3 separate regions of the Homo sapiens genome follow, and all the other regions are linked to region 3. A link is a loop called in an ENCODE intact Hi-C map of the cell type or tissue named here. Cell type or tissue: heart right ventricle. All regions are shown on one strand. Region 1 overlaps ANK2 (ankyrin 2). Region 2 holds the start of MIR1243 (microRNA 1243). Region 3 overlaps ANK2 (ankyrin 2).

What was found. Peaks named below come from ENCODE experiments on the same cell type or tissue, not always from the same donor. Only the 100,000 strongest peaks of a DNase experiment are listed, where the experiment ranks them.
Region 1: a loop joins it to region 3, with 3 times the contacts of the local background. A loop is called at or near these places in 4 of 110 quality-filtered maps.
Region 2: a loop joins it to region 3, with 2.5 times the contacts of the local background. A loop is called at or near these places in 11 of 110 quality-filtered maps.

What each region holds. Positions count from the first base shown.
Region 1 is chr4:113,324,867-113,332,866 of GRCh38, reverse strand. It overlaps ANK2 (ankyrin 2), which reads right to left. Exons shown (of 46, transcript NM_001148.6): 27 at 2,397-2,621; 28 at 797-895. Among named protein-coding and RNA genes, the nearest start is that of MIR8082, 180 kb to the right of the region's middle. In heart right ventricle, a CTCF peak has its summit at 4,134; no DNase peak of the experiment used is centred here.
Region 2 is chr4:113,101,865-113,109,864 of GRCh38, reverse strand. The region is part of intron 1 of ANK2 (ankyrin 2); the gene reads right to left. MIR1243 (microRNA 1243) reads right to left here and starts at 3,002; the gene lies at 2,910-3,002. In heart right ventricle, a CTCF peak has its summit at 3,604 (motif pointing left); no DNase peak of the experiment used is centred here.
Region 3 is chr4:113,274,296-113,282,295 of GRCh38, reverse strand. It overlaps ANK2 (ankyrin 2), which reads right to left. Exons shown (of 46, transcript NM_001148.6): 15 at 7,647-7,844; 16 at 4,361-4,459; 17 at 3,738-3,836. Among named protein-coding and RNA genes, the nearest start is that of MIR8082, 130 kb to the right of the region's middle. RefSeq lists a silencer at 3,719-3,893. In heart right ventricle, CTCF peaks have their summits at 3,586 and 3,790 (motif pointing left); a DNase peak (open chromatin) is centred at 3,792; H3K27ac peaks cover 1,960 bases.

The DNA of each region.
Region 1 (8,000 bases), 51 kb before region 3:
TCCTCAGGTACATGCTGCTACCTTAAGCCAAATAATGTTTCCCTGTGAGTGCATGTGACATTCTGGAACTTCTCCTTTGATAAATGTAAGTAGAACACATTTAACCAAAAGAAATGTACATGCATATCTATGATGTCTGCCAATCTCCTAAAACATTTTCGACAAGGTGCAAAATGACGAAATGGTTTAAGAGGAAAATGGCTCACACATTGCATAATTTGATGTGTCGTAAATGAGGAGATGTCAGAAAGTTGACTACTTGTGAACTAAAGAGCCATGCACTCGTGGTTTTTGCTTATATTTTCTTCATTCAAGGAAACAATAGGCATGTGTACACAGTGTGGCCCTAATTGAGCCCCTCAGCAGACAGCCCAATTGTGTCCAATGCCTATTATATTCAGGATCCGGAACATGCACTGCCCTATTATTTTTAGGTCACATTCGTTCTCAAAATATGTAGAGGGTTTTGATTTTTGGGTCCAGGTTGCTTTGATACAGACTCCAAATTCATCATAACAACATCATAACTAGCACATAGTACAACTAGGCAGATCTCATGCTTAAACGAAAATGAAGGTCACAGCACTTTAAGGGGAAAGATATAAAAACATCACTCAAAAATAAAAGTCACATACCACAAGGGTCAGAAATGGTCCACTAAAGATAGGTTATACAGAATTTAAATCATAGAAAGGGACATGTCATGGGCACAATGACAAAAAAGAGAAATCATATTGCAGAAGAAGGAGAAGAATGGGGGGCCAGCAGCCATCAATTTGTTTTAAGTCACTCCTACCCAAGGAATTTGGTTCCAGGAGGCCCCAGCTGAAGAATGCGGCTGACCAAACTTTCTCCCTCATTAAGTGGGGGAGGAGCCGTTGGCAGGTGAAGTTTACTGAGTACATCCAAAGCAGCAGTGAAAGAAAGAACATAGGTAAGCTTCAGGTATTGTCTTCCACAGAACCCCAGCGTCGCCAGCTGATCCACAGGGTGAACTTTGGTTTCACACTGCGTTTGGTTCTGCCCCCTCCATTGGTCACAAAGAGCAAGGAACCGAGACCCAGAGTGTACAATGGAGGCGCGTCTGTGCAAGGAGAGCACTTAGCTGTCCGGTCTGTCCCTAATTAGGTTCACCGCCAGGGCACTAGCCAAAAAGGGGGAAAAAATGCTCCACAAGAAAGACAAGCTGTTGGGAATATAATGAAAACTCTGCCCTGTACAGAGGCCAGATGTTTTCATGCATATTCCCCAACAGATCTGAAGATTATTAAAAAGCCTAAACTATCTGAGCACGAGGGGAACAGGGTCTGACACAGAATATGAAAAGAATCATTGGGGAATTACTCCAAACATAATGGCATTTTCTGATGCAACCCAGAACTTCACAGGCTCCTTGTAAAGCTCTGGTCTGTCTGACTGGAGGACATGAGAAGTGGTTGCTATAATTGGGAAATATAAACACACCCCTTTTCAGGTGTGAACATAATTTGGAGCAATCTGCTAATAGTTTGGTCCAAATTACAAAGCTTTAGAACATTTCCTGAGTTCTAAAGCAAGAAATCCTCTTCCCAATATGACATCGGCAAAGTAAAAGAGTTCACGATTATTAGGATTTTCTCCCAGTATTTCAAGCACCAAGACTTAAATACAATTGATTTGTTTCAAAATATTTTGAAACTTGTCCCCCTCCAAAACTTCATCCTTTTGTTAATTTCAGCTGTAGCTATTCATTTCTTGGCACAATGAAATGCCACTTAATATAACAGCAGCCGTACAAACAAACAGAAGAAAGAAGAAATGCTAAATTCTGCTCAAAATTGCCAAAACGAGCACGGTGGAAGCTAGTCTTGATGTATTTGTCTTAATATAAACTGTGACTAAATAGCCAATGTAATGATAAGGCTCAAGGTAGCAATTTTGATAGCTGAAAAAAAAATCACATTGATTAAATTTGTAGGTATTCTGTAAAGGCAACATTGCTTTCCAAAGTAAAGATAATGATTCTGTTTCATAACTGTATGAGAATTTACATTTATGCTTGGAACAGAGCAGAATTTTTTCTTTGTGACTTTACCACTTAATTCTCAGATGAGAAAATAATACCTACCATCGGCTAAAATACTGGTTATTCACATTGGGGGTCTGGCAGCTATTATTAACATCCAAAAAGAAGAAGTGGTATTCAACCTGAATGTTTAACTCATTAATGCCTTAAAATAAGAGGCGTGTAAGTGGAGTCAAGCATTGAGGTGCTACTTCCAATTTTAAAAATGTCATTGGTGCTGATCCTCTTTCAAAATGGTTTGACGTACCTTTTTCCATTCCATCCTAGTGATTTCATGTAGAGGACACAAGCTCATCGATGACTAAGTGGGAGGTTTATCAGAAACCCTTACCCAAGGAACTGAGCACCAGAAGGTCCAACTTCGATCAGGCGACTGGCCAGGCCTTCTCCTTCCACCATTGGAGGCATTGTTGCCAGTCTGTGGCGCTTGACCAGTCGGCAGGTGACTCGCGTTGGAGCAGTACATTTCCGAGGTGGAATAATGATTCGGAGCCCATTGTGTCTGCATCCTCGCATAGCACCACCTCGGGCATCCACCATAAAACTAACCAGGAAACTAAAAATTAAAATAGAAGATTAGATATGTTTTGAAATATTGGGGGCAGATGAACAAGCTTTGTCAAGTTGTTTTTCGTAATGCTTTGTCTCAAAATCTCTCTTTTTTATTTAAATGCATGGTGGTAAAATGCTTGTTTTTAAAAGTTATTTTACTTTATACCAATGCCTTTAATTCTGTTTTGTTGTTGTTCTAATTTTTATATTATTTTAATCTGTAAAGAATAATTCTAATTTTTGCTGACAATGGTGATGTTCAATATAAACTGTAAATTAAAAATAAGCCTAATTGATTTTGAAGGAAAATGGAATGAAATTACATAAAGAACAATTGACAAGTTTCCTTTTGTTATAAATGGAAAGACTTCTGCTTCCTTATGTGTACATCCTAAAAAATCTACATGTTGAAATAATACAAGGACAAAGCAGAGAGGAAAGACCAAATTGCAGTTTTTCTGCATCCTGTTCCAACATCATCTTACCCAGGATGTAGATTTTTAACTGATTATATTCTAAAGGAGGAGAAATGCAAAATAATTAAATCTTTTGAATTGAACTAATTTAATTTGCTGGTTAAAATGTACTTTTTAACTTATTGAGTAGGAATCTCTCTGCCATACCATTCTAATTGAAATGAACAGCAGGTGGATAGGGAACAAGTAGGCCCGCCCATACACCATTTTTGAAGTGAAATTTCAGGAGTGGGAAACCCTGGGCTCATGCTGCTGGAAGATATCTGTATCATCTGTATCATGATTTTTCTCAAATTGTAATAAATTGAATGTAAAAAATTATAGCTAATAATTTAGAAATGTTAACAGCATCCCTATTAATTTTTCTCCTTTTCTTCTAGGTTAATTGTTCATGAAAAAGGAGAACTATAATCCAAGATGACTTGGTTTCTTTAAGTGTACCAAGAGAACGGGTTTGTCTTAACTTTGAAGTTGTTTCCTTTGGGATGGTCTTAGCAGATCCTGATCCAGGTTAATTTGAATGCTTGTCATTTGGTTGGTATTAACACTCATTAAAGTCTCCCAGGCACTTACTGTGTCGAGGAGCAAAAATTAAACAACACAGCAATCTAAGTGTTGTGTATACGTATACAAAGACATACAAACTGTGTGTACTCTCTTTCACAAATTACATTAGTGTCTTTTCAAATTTTCATTGCATTTGCAAGATCTTTACACCAAAATGGGAAGAGGAAAGCAACATACAGGTGTATCATGTCTCTGCTTATAATCTGCTCAGCACAGAACCAACTGGATTTGTCCCACCTAGATATTGCCTCCACGACATTTAAAACATTTGAAAGGTATTTTATCAAAGTAAGTTATGGGATATAAACACAAAACATTTATGTTATTTTTAGATAAATGAAGAAAAATATCTTAGCATCTTCTTCAAAGCGGAACACAGAACTCATTAAACATGCTATTAAACAGAAATCCTGTTGCTAGTAATAAAAATGGGTGCGAAGGAGCCCAGAGTGCCTGTCTGAAGCATGTCATGCAGGATGAGACCACAAGAGGCAGCACAGGCCTTCCCACATGCAGGGGCCAGGCTAGACCTTCCATTCATACCTAGCCCGCTTAAAGTTTTCAGGAAGGAGTAAAAACTGGGAAGTACAATCAACAGTTCAGTACTGAAGTGTTGATGTTTCTGGTCTTTACCAAAACATAATGAGAAAATATTTGCCACTTTTCTTATTACTAGTCTTCCAGTATGAATTCTTTAAAATTTTTTTTATTTGACTTTTAAATGAACTATTTGTTGCTCAAAAGAATGAAAATACTGGTAACACTTCTAGACAGATGTAAAGTTTTCCTTTCCATTTTATTGTTCTTATTTGAGTAGGATACTTAGGTTGGTTTTTGTGAAAAAGTAGCAAAAAGTGACAAGTTTCAACTAGTGCTACTTCCAAATTCATTGCAATATTTTTGACTCACTGATAATTAAGATTAATATTTCCTTTGTTTTTTTTTTCATCTTTTGGTTGCTGCCTCCATTGGTGCACAGACAGGAACTCAAACTAGTAAGGAATTATTATAATACACCTGCTTAATGTTATCAATCCTCAGTACTATTTATACCTTTGAAGGCATTTAGTAAGTTTCCACGCTCATGTTGTGTGCTATAACCTCTCCACTACATTTATTCCAGTGATGGCTTATGGCCTATATAACATGGAGCCTCGATGGAAGAACATGTAGAGTATCTTCTGGTGGCCCATTCTCTAAAGAGTGAATTGAAGTAGCTAAGTTCCTGACTGTAACAATGTTTAAGTAACTACAGGTTAGATTACTTGCCCTGATTGTGTCATTGACTGTGTCTCTTGAAACTCTCTTTTTGTTCTCACTTGCTCTATAGTTCCGTTTCTATGCTCCTTTCAATGCAACATTTGTTACCCTCCTATTAAGTGTCAAGTGCCCTGCTAAGAACTGAGGATACAGAAAGTAAAGACATAGCAGCTGCTGCCACAAAGTACATGGTGTAAGCCCCAGATGTCACATGATGGTTTCGTCATTACTTGGAACTGCTTACTTTCCTGGTCACTGAGAAATGACTAAGTCCACACATAGGAGCCATAAAAGTGCCATAATAACAGTGAACATGTTCTCCATATTTCTTCCTGTGTCCTCTAGAGCCTGGCACAGTGTGGATGGAGCACTTAGCAGGCAGTCAATAAATAACTGTTGAATAAGCGAATGTACAACCTAGTGAAAAGGGCAAGACGTGAGGAGCTGTATATATTTATGTCTAAGGCTAACATAGGAGGAAATTTAATTCTTTAGTCTCTGGACAATCAGAGCAGTCAGAATTCATTCGAATCACTATATTCAGATGTAGGAAAGCAGTTGGGAACGACTCTCCTGAATGTTAAATATTCTCCTACAGGCTTATTCCTGCTCTAATGTATATAGAGAGACCTAATACATTGATTTCCTTTGATAGAGGACTAGTAGAAAATGAGAGTAAGCAAAAACCAGAAGTTTGAATTTAACAAAATAAACCATTTTAATAGAAGTTAAAATTATATGAAGAAAGACCAAAGATGGGAAAATCAAAATAATAGCACTTTAAAGCCTGAAGCTGCAAGCAGATAAATTTACCTATAAGTATCTCTGTGTCATTGTAAACCTGGAAAGTAATATTTAAGTATTGCACAAAAATCCAAAGCAAATTGGAAAAATTCAGGTGCCAGTATGCATAATTCAGAGAAAAAACAATTTTTTTTTCCTTGAGAGAGGGTCTTACTCTATTACCCAGGCTGGAGTGTAGTGGTGCTATCATAGCACACCGTAACCTTGACCTTCGGGGCTCAAGTGATCCTCCCATGTTAGCCTCCCAAGTAGCTGGGAATACAGGCAGCATCATTGCACCTGGCTAATGTTTGTTTGTTTGTTTTCAGAGATGGGGTCTCCCTATGTTGCTCAGGCTGGTTTTGAACTCCTAGGCTCAAGCAATCCTCCTGCCTTGGAGTTCCAAAGTGCTGGGATTACAGGTATGAGCTACTGTGCCTGGCCTAAATTAAATTTTTAAAGAAAACAAGCCTTCGTGTTTTTATCAAGTAACTAAAGGAAGAAACACAAACCAAAAAAACCCACCAAGTTGTAGTGAGGAAATTTTCTTTAGAAGAGAAAGAGAAGAGAGAGAAGAAAGTAAAACAGAAAGATGTCAAGAAAGAAATAAAAATATTGGAAGATATAAAAAAGCTAAATATTAATAGTCAAAATGAGTAAAACTGTTTATAAAATCTAGCAAGAAAATACTCTAAACAAATTAGACTCAAATAATGGAATTGCCAAACAACTGATAAAAATGCTGAATTTACAGAATTGCATAATAAAAGAAGTCTTTTCTTTAAATAAGAAGGAACAGGAAAAATAACTCAAGTTTATAGCTAGGTGCTGATGAAAAGTCTATTGACAATAGGTATGCTTATCAGTGAATCCCAACAGTTGATAATATAAAATTGGGTAAGCATCTGAGCATTTTCATTAAAAATATTAGAATACCCAAAAGTGCCACTATTTGGACAGGTAGTAGAGTTAGGAGACAGGTATTCTACCACGTAAAAAACAACTGCAAATAAGCATAAAAAAAATTGTAAGCAAACGTACTTTTATGTACCACAGGGAAATGAGAAAGGTTAGAAGGTGTGAGTCGCGAGATGAGTCGTTCACATACTGGAGTTGACTGAATCAATGTGATTTTTCTCATGTTTGCAGGAGATTAAAAATGGGACAAGATAATCCCCATAAACATTTGGAGATGAAAATAACTTAAGTAAAAACATATAATTAAATATGTTTAGAGGAGGCAGTAATATGGATTGATGGCTCTGCCTGTCATCTATGATCTTTAAGATTGAAGCCTCACCTGGCAATGAAAAATAATCCTGTTACCACTTAAGGTTACAGTGAGAAATCTTGTGTGGGTAAAGCATACGGAATTCAATAAATGCTTGTTCCCATCATCTTCCTTTCTCTACACTTACGGGATTTTACATATTTTAAATATCTTAAACACAATACAATATACCACTTGAAAAATAAATGGAGAAACTAACCTTTATTGAGTACCTACAATGAACCTGGAACTATGCTAAGTAGTTTAAAATGATGATGAAGTTTTTATTAGTTTATGAAGTTTACTTAAATAAGATATAAAAATACTATTATCACACAGCACAGGAGAATGCAGCAAGTACCATGCTCTTCCCTGGGTCTAGTTATATCTCTATCTTGAATTAATGTTGTAACCTCAGGTAAGTCACTTAACATCTTTAGATTTCAGTTTTCTTATCCATAAAATGGGAGACTTATACTAAATAGACTCTAAGTTGCCTTCCAGTATTAAAATTATATGCACAGTTTACTGTTAACTAGGTTAGGAAACCTACTTAAACCTTTCATTTCAGATGCTCTGAAAGAATTCTTAATTGGAAAATAAACTGCTATTACTTCAGGAAATATATATCATTTTTGCTTTATGGTTAAAACAGCTGTTTTGCAGAAAATGTGTACACACACTGCACTAAACATTGACTTAAGACTGTACATACAAAAAATATCATGTTAACACTCAGCTTTAATTGCATCTCTTACTCTCCAAATGAAATTCAGCAATCATGCAAAGTAGAAACTCTTGTTGAAGTTTTCTAAATTGTGAGATACAATGTTATCACAATTTAAAAAGAATAAAAGCAAAAGCAACCATTATTATGCAGATGACTTGCCTACAAATACACAATTTGATTAGCTAAACAGTACATGCTTCAGAGGAGGCAGGAGAAAACCATGATCCAGTCATTTGAGGACTACATCCTCCACCCCCAAAGTTACTATTCCTTTAGTTTTATTTTTAATTCTTTGAG
Region 2 (8,000 bases), 170 kb after region 3:
AACAACCAAAACACTAAGCACCTGTATGAACAGCATGTGTTTCCAGCTAATAGGAGCCAGGTATTCAGACAAACACTACTGCTGAAACAAACTAGAAATACTGGATAAAATATAAATAACTTCTTAAAAGCAACAAACAGCTGGAATGATAATAAGGAATTGCTAGGCAAAACTGAAGGAAAATGGAACCACTGAAAGATAAGCAAGCAGGGAAATTGCTTTTGTTTCCTAAGTGCATTTCCCTGCAAACTTGAGCTTTTATTTTGAAAAGTTCCAGGCAAGAAGGCAGATATCGAAGGTCAATGTCCACACAAGGTGCACAGTCCAATAGGGAGCCCTCTTCACAGTCATCTGAGACCTCAAAAAGCAATACTCTAAGGGTAAGAGCAGAATAATAAATAACGAGACCTTCAGCAGATTTATAACCTGGGTTTTATTGCCGAGACTTACAACAAAACTCAAGCTTCGAACTTGGTTTAAAATGCTCCACAAGTCACTTGTGACCACAAAGACTGGCAGAAGTAATGTCAAAGACAACCAGGTGTACAGCAGAAACAACAAAAGAGAGAAACAGATCTATAAAGACTTCAAATAATTGAGCTGTGAACAAGGCACTGTGAAACAAAAGGGATGGAGTAAGGAAAGCAGTTATGGTTCCCCAAAGTAGTATCACTTAGTTGGGAAGTTAAGCAAGCTGAATTCTTTGAGTACAGATTTATTTCATGGGTGTTTTTTGTTTTTTTCCACTACCTCTCCACCAAGACATACTGCTTTGCGTAAGAACAGATGATTATAAATGTTAGCAAATGAGAAATATAAGCATCAAATGAATGGCAGAAACAATATGTACTACGGGACTTCAGAAAGATATACTCTTTTCTTAATACAAAGTTTTGATAATGATGTAATAAATCTTAACAGAGAATTGCAACTTGAAACATTTGAGAATTCAAAAGCATCACCAAAATCTGATAAGATGTAATTGAAAGAATTCAAATAACATTTTTCTCACAAATTAAAAGCTTTTTATGAAAACCAAACTTGATGGTTCAGGTAGAAACTTTGGGCAATATTTAACCCAACTAACTTTGTAAAATAAAAACATCTGTAGAGTTTTTTTTTCTGTTTCAAGTCCTGTGATACACATAGCTTAAATCCCATGTCTTCACAGACAAGGAGTAAATTCTCTCTCTCCCCTAATTTCTTGAAAAACAGAGTAGAAGCTCTCTCAGCGAAACTTTACTTAAGAAAATGTTTCCATTTTCTCTATAAATGCTGACTGATGCCCACCATACATTAAAAGCTTGTAGCTTACTAGCCATTCTATAATATGTGTACATTCTTCTCCCACTAGTAAAGTTATATGCTCAGCAAGAGTCAAGTATGTTTATCCCAAACCTTTTGATCCTATTGTAGTTGCTATTGCAATTACATAATTTAAATAAATCTTAGATTATCTAATAAAAATGAGTTCCAAAAATTATTGCTTTATGAAAATTACGATGCATGCTTTGTAAGAACTTAATAAAAAGGAATTTCTACAATATTGCTATTGAATTATGGGTATGTCTGAAACAAATCAAAAAGATTGGGGAGGAAGCTTCGAAAATATTTAGAAGTTCTACAATCAGATTGTTTTGCAAGTGTCTTTAATTACTGACTGCCTTTAACAGATAACAAACCAGTGAGACAATGCCTACAAATAGGTATTGTTTATTTTTAAAAACACAAAGCTAAACCCCAAATTCTGGAAACTTCTTAAATAAAATATACTTAAATAAAAGGTCTTGACTGGACATCAGATCATTGGTAAACGAATGTCCAACTTACGTGTTTCAAGTTGAAATAAAATGTTTAAACTACGCATATATCAGTTTTTTCTCCACTTTAACCATCTTTTTTATTAACTGATCAAATAATGGTTTTGCTACTGCTATGAAATAAAGCTTCTTTATGTGGTAGAGGGCATCAAATTTGGGTTTTTGAATCCTAATTTGGGTTCTATGTTGGGTGCATTACTTCACCTTTATGGGCTTCAATCTCATTTCACATGAATGAAGACAATATCTACCTAACAGAACCAAGTGAAATAGCACATGTAAAACACTGGTAACAGATCAATAAATGATACTACTATGATTATTGTTCTGAAACAAAACATGAATATAAAAGCATAAGATAATAAAGTAGATTTACAAGACCAAAACAAGATGGATGGACTGGAAATAGATAGACTCATCCCCAGAGATAGTGTGTGTGCAAAGAGATTGCTGATCACTTTGAATGGTCAGCATCATTAATAAGCTCACACTCTTTATGACTATTTGGTAATGATAAAATCCAACACTGGCTGGGCGCGGTGGCTCATGCCTATAATCCCAGCACTTTGGGAGGCCAAAGTGGGTAGATCACCTGAGGTCAGGAGTTCAAGACCTGCATGGCCAACATGGCAAAACCCCATCTCTACTAAAAATACAAAAATTAGCCAGGCATGGTGGCATGTGCCTGTAATCCCAGCTATTTGGGAGGCTGAGGCAGGAGAATCGTTTAAACCTGGGAGACTGAGGTTGCAGTGAGCCGTTATCACGCTACTGCACTCCAACCTGGGCAACAGAGCAAAACTTCGTCTCAAGAAAAAAAAAATCTAACACGCAACTTGGAACACTGTGGAATGAGTCTTAAAATCAGTGAGCATGTGTGCTTGAGAAAGTATTTAATATCCCTGATAGAAGTAGAGCTATTTATAGTCATTTTTGTTAATGGGCTTCATTATCAAAGATTTACACCAGGCCTTAATCAGAATAAAGGGACGCCTCACAAAAGCTTTGTTTCGAATGGAAAAACACAACAAAGAACAATCACCATTTGACACCAAGTATGCATAATTCCAAATGGAAGTCTCTGTAATAGGTTCTTTTAAAAATAGATTTATTACCAAAGCAAAGTAATAAATAGGCAGGAGATGGACCTTTATTTCACTCCTATAATTGATCCAGTTTTAGTTAAGGGCAGAAACTGGCCCAGTTACAGGAATAAAATAAAAGAGTACAGAGTCAACCAATCTGTCAGCTTGGCACACCTATGAAATATTGTGAAGAAAATTTGTCAGAATAAGCATCTTTCTCACTCATTAGATTGGAGATGAAATGTCACCTTTCCCAAACAAAACAAAACAAAAACAAACTAACAACACATACAACCACACGGTAGGAACTACAGTTACAATTGAAGACAAAATCCAGGAAGAGGAACTTCTATAACTTGGGCATCATTCTGCTTATATATTTTCCATGCGGTGTCAGCATTAAGGATTACGACTGATCCCAAAAAGAGCTGACTTTAAATGTGGGAGTGTATTTTTGGATAAATCAGAGTGGAGGGTTTCAATTATCCTCCACACCTCTCTGGGCCTTCTGGAGAGGCAGCTTGGAGGCCCTTCTCCAATTAAAGCAGAGAGTGTATCTCACTTCCACACTGTAAAACTCTATCTTAAGAAAAGGATCTGCTGCTTAAAACAATCTGAAAACCACTGAAATAACCCATCTGAATTTTTTTGTCATGTGTGTTCACAGAAACTAATGGAGTTTGGTAGCCCTCTGCTGGATGAAAGATATTAAATCCAGTTGCTCTGAAGTACTATTTGAGGATTTAAAAGTCTTCATAAGGTTTAGAGGGCTACTTTAACATTTGCTGTGTATATTTTTGTGTTTAGTGGATATTTTTCTGCTTTGCAGAAGAGAAGAAGACAATGTCCTTTCCGTCAAGCCATACCATATAATAGTAAGCTAGAATAACTGAATACAAATTATAAATTTAAATACTATATAATTTTTTGAGTAAAAATAGGAATTGACAGAAAGCTAGTAAAATTTAAGCATTAGCAAAATATTTATAAGTTAGCAGTTGCCACATCCCTCTCCCAAATCTCTAATGGGGTTAAGGATTTCTCTTAACTTCATTGTAGGTTAAATCAAAATATGTATAACGAATTTCTTTAAAGTTTGTTTATGCAGTCTCACACTGTACACTAGTACACATTAAGTTAAATCTAGTCTTACACACATTTGAGTAATACAATATGATCAGGTTTTTTGTTTAAGGTAAGAAAATTTCAAACATGATGGCAGAATTACCATAGACTATTCAGCTTTTAAGTTGGATGTACAAACACAGTTTGTGAAGCATGTCAGATCATGGAATAATACTCTACAGAAATTGTTTCACAAATGAACCTTCATGCCTATAGCTGACCCAAGTGGAAAATGATTTAATGTGTGTTTGACAGCAATAGTAAAATTAATGAGTCTTGAAATAGTTTCTTATAATCTTGGATCAATTTTTGGTTAATTTTATTCCATATAGCTAATCTTTTCAAAATCCCATCTTTCTATCGTAGCAATTAAAACTGTCTCTTACTTTCCACCTTCTCTTTTCTCTTGTTACCTGTCTGGCCTCTGTCACTGCTGCTTCCTAAATCAACTGATAAGGTCTTGCCTGGTCCACAGTCTCTTCAACTTTCCTATCCTCACCACTTGATACTGACTTCCAAATTTTGCTAAGGAATTAAGGAATTCTTTTACAATTCTCCAGAACACAGAACCAATTTACTTTTGCATCTCGGTTCAGATAAAAAAGTTTAAACTTTGATGTCTAATTATAATTCCAACCTAGGTTAATTATATGCCTAAGACTTCAGAAGGGCTACCTACTCATAAAATTTGCCTATGACCAACTGCTCATAATTTTACTAAATAGCCAAAATTCCTCTCCTCCTGAATTTCTATTCAGCTTTGCCTGTCTGCTAGGGCACCCCTGTCATGAACATTAGCCTCTCAATCTGATTGGATTCTCACCTATTTCCTGGAGTCATTTTCTAGGGTTACCACAACCATCAAGTATGCTGAATTGAGTTACATCCTGTTTCTGCTGCTCACTGTCCATAACTAGATACTTCCAGGAGGGCTCCCAAGATACTATACTATTACCTAAATTATGTTCTTCATTGTTACCCATTATTTCTTATTCCACTAATTTTAAATCCCACTCACTTTGTTTGCTATATTTTTATGATCCTGCATTCTCTTTCAGTTTTTTCCCAGTTATACATGTTTTTGTTGTTGTTATTGTTGTTGTTGTTGTTGTTTAGCTTTGAGATGGAATCTCGTTCTATCACCAAAGCTGGAGTGCAGTGGCACAATCTCAGCTAACTGCAACCTCTGCCTCCTGGGTTCAAGCGATTCTCGTGCCTCAGCCTCCAAAGTAGCTGAGACCACAGACGTGTGTTACCACACCCAGCTAATGTTTTGTATTTTTAGTAGAGACAGGGTTTCATTATGTTGGCCAGGCTGGTCTCAAACTCCTGATCTCAGGTGATCTGCCTGCCTCAGCATCCCAAAGTGCTGGGATTACAGGCATAAGCCACTGTGCCCAGCCCTCCCAAATTATACATGTTTTTCACAATTCTCTTCTCTTCTTCAAAACAACTATCTAGATTTGTAGAGCTCTTTTTTGTGATAATAAGGTTTTTTAGAAGGTTTTATTTTGTATAAAGACAAACTAATTGCTTTTCTTTTTCACCTCATTTCCCAGCCCAGACTTCCTACCACGTCTCCATCAAAATCTAAAAAGTAAAGGAAGAAAAGAAGAAAACAACAACAGCAACAACCCCAGCATCTAACTTTTGAACAAAAGGTGGTAGTGTTTCACCTAAGGAACAGGAACATTAAGTAGGAGTTATATTCTTACCTCACCACTGAAAAGAACAACAAGCTGGAGAATGACAATGTGGACAAAGGAGATTTAGAATTTGATCTGTTCCTCTTACTTATCAAACCCTAGGTTTCCGAGACCCTTGGTATTTTAAAAAATACTGCCTAAGTCAGGATTTTGTCTGTCTTCAGAGGGAAGGAATCAAAGGCATGGAGGAAAAGGGGGACAAAAATCACAACTAATATTTTTTAACCTAAAACCCAAATATCAGTATTTTATTCTACATTGAAGCTTAAACATCTTACTCTTGTTTTATATTTAAGCAAATATTCAGATGTGTGTACATATTCCACTTCCTGAGAATGACTAATGGATATATTTAATATGTATACTCTATCAGCTTTACATAGCTGACTTTTAAAACACTGACAATGGAAGCTTGTACTCCTAAATGTTGATGAAGCATTAAAAGCACAAATAATATTCAGTAATGCATTTCCAAAGATCTTACGTGCTTCAAAAGTACAAAAGCAGTCTTTTAACTGGATTTTGATTAGTGCTAAGCAGAATTCTAAATTATTTTAGTCATTAGTCATAAATTCATGACGATATATACTGGAGTGTCTTTTGACTACTTTCAAAAATTGCCATTAAAACATCACTGACATTCTTTTCCTTAATTTCAAAATACATTTCTCACTTAAAAGAAATCTTCAGTCTTAGATAATACTATTTTTAAAACAGTTGATGTTTTTGTATCATGAAGGCCATCAAACCCAGTCAATTTCTGGCCATCTAAGCACCTATTTCTTAGCATTTAATGCCAAGGCTTTTCTTATATGAATGTTTAAAAAAAATTAGTGAAAGAGGATGAAACGTTTCAAGTCCTCATGACATCAGCCATATCATAGTATTTGCATTCCACATTAAGGACATCTTCATTTTATGCTAAGGATTATAGCAAATTAAGTTGCAAAGAAAGCTCTATTTATAGTTTAATCACTTCAGGAGTAGACAACACAGGATTACATTTATGTTGAGCATGATGAAACAGATAATATTTTAAAATTAAAATATACTTGTTTTTCTAAGTAAATGAAATACTTAGGCAAATACAAGGAGGAAAAGCAATTCTGTGAAGAATGCACAAAATTAAATACCATGTTGCATTAACTTTTGTCCTGTTTTCTTTTCCTCACCTCCCCTCCTCCCTGTGTTACACTTTTCTATTGGCCCAAAGTGAGGAGAATAGATGGATAGGAAAATAACTTGGGAAAGTGAAGAGGAACTGAAAATGAAGTTAGTCCTGGAACAAAAGGTGAGAACAATAAAGAGGAGGATATCTAGAAATTCAGTTCCGTCTAGGTATGTGATTAAGATACTAGGAAATATCTTACTAAATTACTAGTGACCTCCACGTTGCCAAATCTCATAGAGATTTGACAGTCCTCAGATTATCTGATTTTTTAACAGCACTTCACAGTTGGACATTCTTCCTTCTTTTGGAATTTTCTTTTCTTAGTTCTGGCACTCAACTTTCTCCTGTTCTTTTCATGGTCTTTCTGCTTTGCTTCAGTTTTCTTTGAGGTGTCCTCCTTTTCTATCGGAACTCAAATTCAGAACTGTCCTGGGGCTTCCTCTCTTCTTAGCCTATACATGCGCCCCACCAGCAGCATCTGCTCCCATGGTGGTAAATCTCATATATGTGCTCAATCCAAAGTTCCTATCTCTGGTTCTAGCCTCTTTTCTGAGCTGCCCATCTGACATATCCACTTTGATGTCTCACATACTATTTTTGGATTTTTTCCCCCGAAATGTTTTTTTCTCCAGGCTTCCCCATCTAAGTGAATAGTACCCAGCCAAACACCTGGGAGTTGTCCACATTCAATCTATCCCTGAGTCTTATAAATTTTTCCACCAAAATATATCTTCCATGTACACTTTTTTTTCATCCCCACAGCCACCAGCCACCGCTGCTGCTCACCAGGTCTATAACCATAACATCCTATCAGCTACCCTACTTCTACTCCATCCCTCCACCATTCCTCTCAGTGTAACAGTGTCAAATTATAGAATTGTTTCCACCTAGCCAATGCCCAAATAATTCCAATAAATTTCCATTAAACTTAGTAACAACTCCAAAGCCTTCATGAGCTGGACCCTCTTTGCTTCTCTATCCTCACCATACACCGGTGACACTGGCCTTCTTTCAGTCCCTATGTGCATCAAGGTCTTTCCCACTTCAGGGCTTGCATGTGTACTTCCCTCTGCCTGGAATGTTGTCCTCATTC
Region 3 (8,000 bases):
CTCCATTCCTTCAACCATTCCTGATGGAAGTGCCATTTCTAGATCTCTCCCTATAAGGATGACCTGTTCTGAGCTGATTCTAGTTTGTCAATATTGCTCTTGAATTGTGTGTGCTATCTGGAACCAAGGCTACACTTCACATATGGTTATAACATAAAGAATCAAATGGAATTATTTCTATTATCTTACTATAATACTCCAACTAATATGCTTCTGTTTGGATTGTACTTTAAACTGGTTCAACAAATATTACTGAGTGCCTAGAATATGCCGAGCAGTGTGCTAGGTGTGGGAATACAATGGTGAACATGACATGATCCCTGTCTTTAATGGGTTGCATTCTAATTTAAAATATATTCAACAACAAAATTAGCTTATATGAATCTTGTGGTCCATTCAAATCCTAGATCTCCCCTTCTTTATAACCTGCTGCTTTGAAAGTACAAATATGAGGCTACTTATTTCGGGCGGGAGTTTGTGGAGAGGGACAGGAAAACTCATACTCTGCTTACAAGAACAAAACTCTATACCCCATGTTTAGTTAAAAGAAAAAAATGTGGAACAACTGTAAGTCTGCAACATATATTGTTTTATTTCCTTTTCTTTATCAAATCCGGTAGAATTTTCCATTCAAAATGTGTGATAGAAATTAAAAACAGTGGCTTTTCCCTTCAGTGACATGCTGAAGGGAAAGAGAGCATAATGACCAAGTGCTTCTTGTGAGATTACCATGAGATGTTTTATTTATTTATTTGTTGAGACAAGGTATGGCTCCATCACCAAGACTGGAGCGCAGTGGTGCCATCTCAGTCACTGCAACCTCCACCTCCTGGGCTCAAGTGATCCTCCCACCTCAGCATCCTAAGTACCGAGGACTCCAGGCACACACCACCATGACTGGCTAATTTTTTTGTATTTTTGGTAGAGATGGGGTTTCACCATGTTGCCCAGGCTGGTCTCAAACTCATGAGCTCAAGCGATCTGCCCACCTTGGCCCCCTAAAGTGCTGGGATTACAGGTTTGAGCCTGTAATCAAACTTGAGAGGTATTTTTAGGTCATGCTATTTCCTTAAAGCTAACTGCAAAGTGTACCAAAAAATAAAAAAGTGTTTTGAGAATTTAAATGTCTTTATGAGCTATCATCAAATCTTGATCCTCACACAACCCTACATTATCTACTCTGTCCCCATTTCTCCAAGCAAGAATAAGTATCTTTCATTTTTGACAAACAATGTTTCTCCTGAAGCAACTGAAGGAAATTCAGCTTGGAAGCCTTTTCAGGGTCTGATCAGAGGTCCCAGATGCTTCAAAATACTGTATTTGTGTCCATAGACTCTATTGAAAAAAAGGACACACAGATTTTTGTGGACCAAATAAGTTTAGTCAACTTCTTTTTGCTACAATGTGTTTCTTTAGTCTTAGTTACCCCACTGCCTACAGCATGGGCTCTACTAAGGTTAGGTACAGGGATATTTTAGCAAAACAACATAAGCGATCATCAAAGAAGGTGTCAATTCTGGCAATGGAGGAGGTTTGCCTGGTAGATACTCAACCTACAAGATCTGAAAAGCCCTCTTACTCCACAAAGAGGAAACATTTTTGGACTCAAATAATTGCAGCACTCCCAATAAAGACTAAGAGAAGGTTCTGGACTCTGGTGGAAAGAAGCAAAGTTCTCGTGGCCAAAGGACCGTGTGTATTAAGGAGAGGAGACATTATAATGAGCAGAAAGAGAGTCTAAAGTGGAGACTACAGTGGGGATCTTACCATCTGGAGCCCTCTAGGAGTGGCCCCAAAGATGAAGGGCTCATGTTCATTGACAGGCTGGGGCAGATAAGTGAAAGACACTAGAGAGGCATTCCCAGAATACCCATCCTACTGTGGACTCTGGAGTAGACAAATGCTTTATGTCATCTTCTGAACTCGGTACGTGCATGCCTAAGATTAAGGACCATACAAGGTAGAGGCTAGAAATCAAGGCTATGTTTATCTCCTTAGGAAAACTATACACATTATTTTATAATCTAGGTCTTCTCTTACAAGTAGATTGAGAGTCCCTTGTGGAAAGAGAACACACGTTTTACAATTTTACCTCCCATTGAGTACCTATAATCCTTTCTTTGCACATTGTAAGAGTTCAACGAAAGTACTCATGAGTACTAATGAAGTCTTTTGTATCTATGTTGAGAATGGTCAGCCTGGAAAGCTAATGAAAAAAAAAATGCTGGTATGTTAAGTGAGCAGGTATATTTTTATTCCATAGTTGCTCAATCTTCATTCTTTCATCCAAATTTATTGGGAACTCACATATGTTATTAAACACCTCATAGATATGCAAATGAATATGATATGAACACTCCTCTAGTAGCTTATAATCTAGTGTAAAGAAAGACATAAAATATGTGCTGAATTGATGAGGTTGTAGAAAAAAGAGGAGTAAGAACAGTGTGGATAATTATGAACATTTGGCACCCTCTTTTGACAGTTCAAGTACTTTATTATAAACTGTTTATTGGCATCAAAAAGATATAAATATATGTAGATGTATATGTATGTATGTGTACAAAGTTATATATTTATGATATATATAATATATTTATATATAAAATATATATTATACAGAACATATTTTATGTATATATCCTATTTTTTATTTATAATATGTATAAAATTTAAATAGGCATATGAGTATATATGTATATATTTGTATAACAGAAGTGGAATAAATCTCCCTCTATTGCTTTGGGGCACAAAGGACCTAGTGGTTAAGAGCACCGGCTCTAAAGTCAGTCTGCCTGAGGTCAAACACAGGTACAAGCTCTAACACTTATTATTCATATGACTTTGGAAAATTAACCTACTTAAATCTCACCTTCTCATCTGCAAAACGGAGATCATTAGAATACCAGTCTCATGGGGTTATTATGAGATATTGCCTGTAAAGTGCTCGGCATAGTGTTTGGCAAATAAATGGTGGCAGTTTTTTTATTATATTGTCTAATATAGCATAAATATTTTCCCATTACAATCAATATTTTTTAAATAAACCCTGATGTGTTCTCAAAATAGCTGTGCTTAATTAATGAACGAAAGACGCAATGAGGACTTTATGCATTATACGACATTCATATATATTTTCAGTGTAATAAGGGGCCAACTAGAATGGTGGGAAATGCCCTGTCCGTAAGTACAAGTCTTAGTTGGAGCTGTTTCGGAATTTGGTGCTAGATATACACCAAAAAGGCATCCTCCCACCACCTCTGAATCTAGGGACTTAGAGGGATCCATGCTACAGTTAACACAGGTAAAACATTAAAAAAAAAGACAAAGAAACAAATAGAAGTTTGAAGTCGGAAAGAATGAGAGTATAAAAGGACATTTTCATCATAGCATTTGGTTTATAGGAGAGAAGAGAAAATATGTTAATGACTTTATTTCTCAGTTCTCAAAATTCAGACTTCATTCTCTAACACACAGAATGTTAGCAATAAGATTCATCTCTACTGGTTTATAGGCACATCCCCTTAATATTTGCTGACTCTTAAAAAATCTTAAAAAAGATTTTCAAGACGCAACTGGCAGAAATACAAGGGAAAAAAAAGGGTGTCAATACCAAAAGCTACTATCGCTAGGACTAGTCGCAGTTATACTATACCATGTGTTTAAAAGACAATTCTCATGTGTTTTCAGGCGATAGTTACACCCTATGCCTGTAAATCCTTTTCTGTGGTCCTCACCTTGGCAGTGGCATGAGGGGAAGCACCCTTCTCCAGTAACAGCAGCGCCACCTTCTGGTTGTCATAATGAGCAGCAACATGGAGCGGGGTAAGGCCGTTCTGTAAAGGGTGTGTTTAAGTTTCAGCATTAATAAATTAGGGTTAGCTGCCCTGAAGCTACCAGGATGCCTGGAAACTGATATTGATTAAATTCATGTTAATGAATTAATATAGTCAATAGAAAAAAGAACGAAAATAAACAAATCCCTAATAATTTTCATATTAAAAACATAACTAAAATTGAAAATGAGCATACCACCAGCAAAGGGGATCTTGAGGGTCACAATGTAAAAAGGTCTAAACTGCTATGTAAGAAATACTACATTAACATTGCAGGGATTCTTCTTAATATAGAGACTTTCTGGGGCTGTTGTGACAAGACTTTGAGGCACAGCTCAAAATGCTTTCTGAATCAGTGTGTATGTACCTGGACGGTCATGGAAGACATCGCCACCATGTCTATTTGGGATAGTTTCATCAGTTGCTCTCACATTCCTTTCAGAGAAGTGAGAAAAATGTCTTTACAGATCTCCTAATCTATCACCTTCACTGTTACATAATTATAACGTATAGAAAATCTTTACCTTCCCTGCAGAATCTGCGGCAGCACGGCGTTGCAAGAGAAGTTTTGCCACATCCAGGCTTCCATACTTGGCTGCTACATGCAGGGGAGTAAAACCCTTCTGAAAATGTGAGAAACAAAAGTAAAATCGTATTTATTGTTGTAACTCCTCAAAAAATCTTTTTATTTGTTAACATATTGAGCAAAGTATACTGATTCTTCATTTGGAAAAAATACTGGTAGCATTAAATCTGTTAGCCATGAACAAGGACAAAGAAAAAGAATACAATTTAACATACAAAAGTTTGGCTTGATAGACTGAATAAAAGAAATTTTATTTTAAGGGCTTGGAGACTGAAATCTGACTTTATAGGTTTGGGATTTTTAAAAGCCACTAGTGTCAGTAAACTGGCTCCAATTTGTGAATGGGGAAAAAAAGCCTTTTCTTGCCTCTAAAATTAATAGAATTGAAACAACAGCTGCCTTCTCTCCAACCCTCCTTCTCTTTCTTTCAATCCTTTTTATAACACCTGAATTCCAAATTCATTTAAATTTTAGGATATTTTGGCAGCCATAGTAAAAACAAGTATTCGTGAATTAGTTGACATATTTTCTGCAGAAATGGCAAGATAAATGGTCTATAGAACAAAAAACATGTACTATTAAAAAGCAACTCCCATCCTGACTTGTCCCCTTTCCCAAAAGACTCACACTGTCTAAAAGACCAATTGCTTTTGTAAAATACGTTCTACTTCTGGCATGATGTTGGGCTGATTAACACCAGACTTTTAAACACACTGAAGCTTTAGAGCTTTTTTTAGAGGGCTGCTCTCCTACACATGTTGATATGTGTACATTCAGTGTCTTCCGTGCCTAACCAATGGCCTTACTCTGTAATTAGCAGTGTGTTATAAATACAGATAAGTCTCTGGACTAAGATCTCGAGGATGGCACAGTTCCTACACCATGATGTCAAATCCATCCTCTTGGCCAGACAGTTTAACCACATGCTCTTCTGGCACTACAGTGGGAGTGGGGGAATTCTAACACCGATCAGGGCCTGTAAAACACATAGCAAATATGCCTGGGTTAGGTGCTCTAAGCCATGGCTTATCCTGGAACCATTTAAGCCCCCATCATAAACACAGAATATCCCCCAAGAAGCAATATTGCCCTTTCGGTGTCTCCAGACAAATTATTTTTAAATGAGATGACGTTTTTCTTTTTGCTTCTTTTTTGAACATTTGGTATTAATAAATCCTTGGAAGAGAGCGAATCTTCTGGTTTTTTCCAAGTGTGGGACAAACGTAGGAAGTATTTATTCCTTCTTGCATTGTCCATATAAACCAGCATTTGTGGTTAGAGCTCTCCTCCCTCCACTCAATGCACACAATGATTAGGGTGATACTCAGGATGAAACAGAGTTCTTTGAGGCTAACTGCATCATGAGGAAGAAAACATAAACTCCTTATCTTTAAAGTCTTGCTAGAATAGTGATCCAACTCTTATAAGTTTGGAAATGATTATTAGACAAAAATACATAAAATCTACTGTAGAATAACAAAACCAAAGTTAGAAGGCATCTCTTGAGTCACACATCTGCCTTCTTCCTTTATGTTAATCTCACCAAGATTTCATTTACCCTCTTAAATGTCTTTAATAATGATGAATCAACCACTGTTCAGCCCTAGTCAGCTGAACTCTTAAAATGCTGTTTGGCCGGGTGCAGTGGCTCACTCCTGTAATCCCAGCACTTTAGGAGGCCGAGGTGGGTGGGTCACGAGGTCAGGAGATCGAGTCCATCCTGGCTAACACAGTGAAACCCCGTCTCTACTAAAAATACAAAAATTTAGCTGGGTGTGGTGGAGGGCACCTGTAGTCCCAGCTACTCGGGAGGCTGAGGCAGAAGAATCGCTTGAACCCGGGAGGCAGAGGTTGCAGTGAGCCAAGATCGCACCACTGTACTCCAGCCTGGGCGACAGAGCGAGACTCCGTCTCAAAAAAAAAAAAAAAAAAAAAACACTGTTTAACATTTTATTCTATTTTATCGCCCTAATTTACCATGGATATAGTTATATTTTTTAAATCCTAAATATCTTTGACAGACAAAAGACTACGTTTTATTATCTATTTCTGTATTTTATGTATCTTAATTTTGATGATTTACACCCTCCTCTGATAAGACAATCACCAAATCTCTCAGGTTATTACTACATTTGTTGCTTAGTTTTTTTTTTTTTTAAGAACTTTTAAAATCCTTCCAACTTTTCAGAGTTCAGAACTTCAATAATTGTCAATTTCTTATATCAAAATACCTTTTACAGCCATAGGCAACCAGGTAAGTCATAACAGGCAACCAGATAAGCCATAACAGCTAGTGGGCTGCTCCTACTTACAAGAGGACAGATGCCACATCACTATCTCAGTTTAAATTTGCAACTTTCCCTCTCCCTGGATGAAGTACTTATACCTACTGATTATGAGAGAATTGAAATTGTCCTTTCATTAATCTGAATCACTGTTACATTTGTGGGAATTATTTTGCCCCATGACAAATTCACTTGCACTGGCTCAATTAATTTTGCTCTAATTAGCTGAGTATATTCATGTTTTATTCTAAGTCATCTCCAAATTATGAATGTCAAACAGCATGTATAAAGCATGGGAAAAATTACTCTGCCCTGTCATGAAACTTGGAACATAAGTAAAATTCTTTGCTCGATGTCAATAACAACTAAAGAAGTGTGATTTTCCAGCTTCAGCTCTCTTTAAACACTGTAAATACCCAGGCAAAAGTGTAGTTGGTAAAGTTGGAAACTAATATGGGAATGAGAATGTCAAATAAGTGGTGGCTAATAGTAGGGTTGCGAAAATGTACAAGTAAATTGAGCTTCGATCTGGTACTATAACTCACAGCAAATATAGTACTGCCAATCTAATGCAGTACCCTCTTCCTCATTAGTATTACCAGTTCAATATATTTAGGGATTTCATTTATCTTTTTCTTAAGAATATATTATGGATTTTATAATAAAAGAGAAGAAAAAGTGAAAATCATCTTAGAGTACTAGATACCTGTCCTAGAAACATTGGCATTAATTAGAATGAAATTCAGCACTCTTTATTGAAGATATACGGAATCTCACAATTCTATTAAATCATTTAGACAATGAGTCTTAAATATGTAGAGAAGGAAGTAAGTCAAGGCCTGAGGAGATCTACCCTCTTGATTCTGTATGTGGTAGAGCAGAAAGGCCATGACTTAGGAATCCTCTTGGTCCATGTTCTCATGATGTCATTCTCCTTACCTTGGTAGCTAAGGAGTGGGCTGCTCCTGCTTCCAATAGGACTGATGCCACATCCACCTGGCCCTCCCGGGCAGAGATGTGCAGTGGTGTGTACCCATTTGTAGTGGCCGCATCTGGATGAGCCATATGTTGTAGAAGCAGCTGGACAATTTCTGTCTTACCCAGGCGGGAGGCAATATGTAAAGGTGTCTGTTCCTCCTACAACTCAAGCCAAGTAAAAAGTTAGTGCCGGGCAGACAGAACTTCACTGGTGATATGTTTCACTCACATATTTCATGATGTCTTCTTGGAATCTCTAGGAACCCCACCCAAAAGAAAATCATTACTGCTTTAACCATGGCATATTTTATATTT